Regions from separate parts of the Homo sapiens genome. Here region 1 is linked to region 2. A link is an interaction called in ENCODE POLR2A ChIA-PET data of the cell type or tissue named here. Cell type or tissue: B cell. All regions are shown on one strand.

What was found. ChIA-PET counts read pairs that join two places held together with the same protein. Peaks named below come from ENCODE experiments on the same cell type or tissue, not always from the same donor. Only the 100,000 strongest peaks of a DNase experiment are listed, where the experiment ranks them.
Region 1: POLR2A ChIA-PET joins it to region 2 with 11 read pairs; 5 of 35 experiments call an interaction of 5 or more read pairs at or near these places.

What each region holds. Positions count from the first base shown.
Region 1 is chr14:61,595,769-61,598,268 of GRCh38, reverse strand. The region is part of intron 1 of LINC03033 (long intergenic non-protein coding RNA 3033); the gene reads right to left. Among named protein-coding and RNA genes, the nearest start is that of LINC01303, 26 kb to the right of the region's middle. In B cell, no CTCF peak of the experiment used is centred here; no DNase peak of the experiment used is centred here.
Region 2 is chr14:61,745,756-61,748,255 of GRCh38, reverse strand. It overlaps HIF1A (hypoxia inducible factor 1 subunit alpha), which reads right to left. Exons shown (of 15, transcript NM_001530.4): 14 at 2,439-2,500; 15 at 1-1,322. The coding sequence ends at 1,171. The region is part of intron 1 of HIF1A-AS3 (HIF1A antisense RNA 3); the gene reads left to right. HIF1A-AS2 (HIF1A antisense RNA 2) reads left to right here. Exons shown (of 1, transcript NR_045406.1): 1 at 1-1,217. Among named protein-coding and RNA genes, the nearest start is that of HIF1A-AS2, 2.1 kb to the left of the region's middle. In B cell, no CTCF peak of the experiment used is centred here; no DNase peak of the experiment used is centred here; H3K27ac peaks cover 583 bases.

The sequences.
Region 1 (2,500 bases), 150 kb after region 2:
GAAAACAAAAGATAATCAAAAAGTATAGGTAAAAAAATTACATCATTTTGGAATTAGGAATTCCTTTCTAAGCATTATTTAATAAGAAACATTAAAGAAATCATTGAATACTGGCCACTTAAAACTTCTATGTATCTAAACCACATACCATAAGTTATGAAAAACTGAAAAAGAATTCACAACATATATGACGGCAAAAGGTTAATAGTTTTGAATTATGAAGAACTCTTGGAAATCTATGAAAAGGTAAAATACAGTTAAAACATGGTCAGACGAGTTACACAAAAAAGGAGAAATGCAAATGGCCAACATGAAAGCTATTTCACCTCACTAGTATAAAGAAAATGCCAATAAAAATAAAAATGAAAATGCCTTTTAACTTATAAAACTGAAAAACGTTTAAAAGAATGATAATAACTAGTGCTGATGAAGGCATGAGATAATAGGTACTTTCACACACTTTAAAGGGAATGTAAATTGAGTCACGCTTTCTGGAGGGCAATTTAGCAAATTTAAATAGTATTTTAAAATGTATATACTCACATTTAAATGTTCACATCTAAGAATTTATCCCAAGGAAATAGCAGGGTAAATGCATAAAAATGCCTGTACAAGAATGTTCTTTAGCACATCATTTATCATAACAAAACATTGGCAAACCTAAAGATTTGTCAAACGAGAACAGAAAGCTATGAAATAATTTTAAAAGATGGACAGAGATGTCTTCAATATATTAAGTGAAACAAGAGATTATGTAATGGAATATACAGTATGATCATATTTACATATATTTTATGAAAACCAAATGTTAATAACTATCATATCTGGATGTTTTGAATAATAGGCATTATTACTTTACTTTCTGCTTATGCTTATTTTATTTTCTCATTATTCAAAAATAATGAGGATGTATTATTTTTATCATTAGGAGAAACAATAAAACCATAACTCTCCTTCCAAAACTCACGAATGAGCCTTAGAGATGAAAAGAAAACAATTGCAAATGAGCGATGCAAATATTTCCATGACAAAGTTCTTGTTACCATAGCAAAGTGACCATAGGAATAATGTTTAAGACTAAACATCTGTGTCTGTCAAATGTCTCGGTAAGATTTGCTTCCTCTACTGCAGATGGAAAGCTGAATTTTCCAGTGACTGTCCCATGAAGTTGCCACTTCACAAGGTGGGTTCCAGCAATCATATTTTGAACAAGATCCGACATGGTCTTTGGCCTCCATTTTCCACAGAGAAAAGACGTCTGAGTCAGAAGCAGGCTACAGTTGACTTTCTGTCTATCTCACTCCCTTTATCCACCCACCTCCAATCTCATTCCCTCCTTTTCTTCCTTTATCTTTTTCTTCTCTCTTCCCCCTCCTTCTTCTCTGCCTCTTTTTCTTTCTTTTCATGCATTCTTTCATCAGACATTTCCTGAGAGCTTTTCAGGATAGGAAGCACTGTTCTGGGCACAGAAAGCAACTTCAGGTTTCATCATGGGAGCGTGGGAAATAGTACTTTTCAAGGCCAAATAGTACCAGGATTTGGGGATTTACTTTACTTAATACTGAAATGCTTGGATTGATACTGTTATTATAGTTTTAAATATTCAGAATTCATAAACTTTAAAGCTTCAGTAAAATGATATGTACAGTACTTTTTAAGAGCACACATTTATAGCACACATTAAAACCTGTTTCAAAACATGAAGCAAATGTGTATCTTTATAAAGGTATAAGCATAAACGTACAGTCTTACGCTATTACAAATCAGCAAATGAAAAAGAATATGAAAAATAGTACTCATAAAATGAAAATTTGATTAACTTGAAAAAAGCTATCATTGAAATACTACAGTAGCAATATACATTTGACTGTTTTTAACAGCACAATTTTTAAAGCAAAGTGCTTCAATGCATTGCCAGCTTAGTTTTATGCAAATTGTTCCAACTGTTGAAAATCCTCTTTCCAACTCTGTGCTAGTGAGTGAACAGTGAAGAGATAGTATGGATTAACTGTAAATTATTTCCCTCTGGCTGGGCGCGGTGGCTCACGCCTGTAATCTCAGCACTTCGGGAGGCTGAGGTGAGTGGATCACCTGAGGTCAGGAGTTTGAGACCAGCCTGGCCAACATGGTGAAACCCCGTCTCTACTAAAAATACAAAAACTAGCTGGGCATGCTGGAGGGGTACCTGTAATCCCAGCTGCTCGGGAGGCTGAGGCAGGAGAATCACTTGAACCTGGGAGGTGGAGGTTGCAGTGAGCCGAGATCACACCACTACACTCCAGCCTGGGTGACAGAGTGAGACTCTGTCTCCAAAAAAAAAAAAAAAAAAAAAAATTATTTCCCTCTGACTCATTCATCTTCAAATTATATGATTTCTTGCTTTACACCAAAGGAGTTGTGGGGATTCTCAGGAGTTGTGTATGCGTGTGTGTTGTGGTATGTGTGTAGTGTATGGTGAGTGTGTGTGTGTACATGTATATGTGTGTGTGTGTGTAAAGTA
Region 2 (2,500 bases):
GGTCCACAGAAGATGTTTATTTGATGTAACAAAACAATACAGTTAGTGTTAGATCCAACCACAAAGAGCAAAAGGAATGAAAAATTTGTACAATGTACATAGAAAAAACAAGATATTTACTGTGACAACTATATATTCCTAAAATAATGCTTCTAAAATTACTCAATTATTGAAATCTACATGAAAAAAAGGATGTTAATAGCGACAAAGTGCATAAAATCAAACATTGTATTTTGAGCAAATTAACATACTAGGCAATTTTGCTAAGAATGCATGATTTTTTTTTTCTTGTTTACAGTCTGCTCAAAATATCTTTATACCAACAGGGTAGGCAGAACATTTAGGTTTAATATCAGTTACACAATATTAGCATAAACTTCCACAACTACATAGGGTATTGTTTTCTTTTGAGCTGGCAAAGTGACTATAGAAACATCAGATGATTTCTCTGAATTGAGAATTTTATCCAAATAAATGCCACATACCTTCTAGATATATGCATATCTTTCTATATTATGTAAATGGCTTTACCCATTTAAATAATAAACCATACAGCATTTAAGAATCATTATTATATGATTAACAATGTCATGTTCCAGGTTTAACAATTTCATAGGCCAAAAAAAATTTCTTCTTAAAAACTAGTTTTATAAACGCAGAATATATTCCATGAGTAACTGCTGGTATTTTTTAAGAAAATATATTGTGCAATTGTGGCTACCACGTACTGCTGGCAAAGCATTATTATTTATGTAAAATGTGAAAAAAAAGGTGTAAAAATTTTTCAACTGCCTATGATCATGATGAAAGGTTACTGCCTTCTTACAAAAATTATATTGGCATCTTCTTAAAAATAATTCGAAAAAGGGATAAACTCCCTAGCCAAAAATAAATAAATAAAAAGGTGCATTTTTTAAAATGATGCTACTGCAATGCAATGGTTTAAATACCAAAAAACTGAGAAAATGAGCTGTCTGTGATCCAGCATTAAAGAACATACTAAAAAAGAGCATTAATGTAAATTAAGTAGAAAGGGGATCAAAATTGAACTAACCAAGTTTGTGCAGTATTGTAGCCAGGCTTCTAAAATTAGATGTAGAAAATATAAATAGACTGCTTTAGGTAATGAGCCACCAGTGTCCAAAAAAAGGAATGAAATTAAGAAAAAGCTCAGTTAACTTGATCCAAAGCTCTGAGTAATTCTTCACCCTGCAGTAGGTTTCTGCTGCCTTGTATAGGAGCATTAACTTCACAATCATAACTGGTCAGCTGTGGTAATCCACTTTCATCCATTGATTGCCCCAGCAGTCTACATGCTAAATCTGAAAAACAAAAGAGATACCTAAGTATACATTCATCTAGTCAATGAATATTTATTAAACACCCACAATGTGTTAGGTATCATAGAAAATAAAGCAAAATTCTGGAAGGGTTTTTAGTTTACCTGGCAAAACCACAACTATGTTAAAAAGTAAGTATAATCCAGTGATACTGTTGCTGTGTCAGAAATGTTTACAGGATACAATAAAGGCACAAAGAAATAACAATTTGGAAAAAGGCATAAATATGGTGGGCATCAAAGCTGATGCCTGTAATCCTAGCACAGGCTGAGGCAGGAGGATCACTTGAGGCCAGGAGTTTGAAACCAGCCTAGGCAACATAGTGAGACCCCATCTCTACAAAAAGCAACCGGGTGTGGTGAGGCATGTCTGTAGTGCGAGCTACTCAGGAGGCTGAGGTAGGATGATTGCTTGAGCTTGAGCACAGGAGTTTGAGACTGCAGTGAGCTATGATCATGCCACTGCACTCCAGGCCTGGGCAACAGAGCGAGACCCTGTCTCAAAAAAAAAAAAAAAAAAAAAAGAAGTCATAAAAGTTCACAAATTTCAGCTTCTATCAATATTGACAGCACATGGACATAGAGAAATCAAAGAAAATTACTAAAAATGAAAAGCTCCACCTTGAAATGTTAATCTCTGTATTAAGACCATCACATGAAATACAACTGTACTTTTTTTTTTTTTTTTTTTTGAGGCAGAGTCTCACCCTTGTCGCCCAGGCTGGAGTGCAGTGGTGCCATCTTGGCTCACTGCAACCTCTGCCTTCCGGGTTCAAGCAATTCTCATGCCTCAGCCTCCCAAGTAGCTGGGATTACAGGCGCCCGCCACCACGCCCAGCTAATTTTTGTATTTTTAGTAGAGACGGGGTTTCACCATGGTGGCCAGGCTGGTCTCCAACTCCTGACCTCAGATGATCTGGCTGCCTCGGCCTCCCAAAGTGCTGGGATTACAGGTGTGAGCCACCGCGCCCAGCCACAACTTTACTTTTTAATCTTGCTAAGGAACCAAAGTCATTCTCACTTAGATTAAAGCTCCTAAATAAAAATGTTTCATGTATTTTGTCTTTGTGATGTTCAAGGTCAAAAAGAATAAACTAACCAGAGGGTATTAAAATAATTGTCTTTTGCTCCATTCCATTCTGTTCACTAGATTTGCATCCT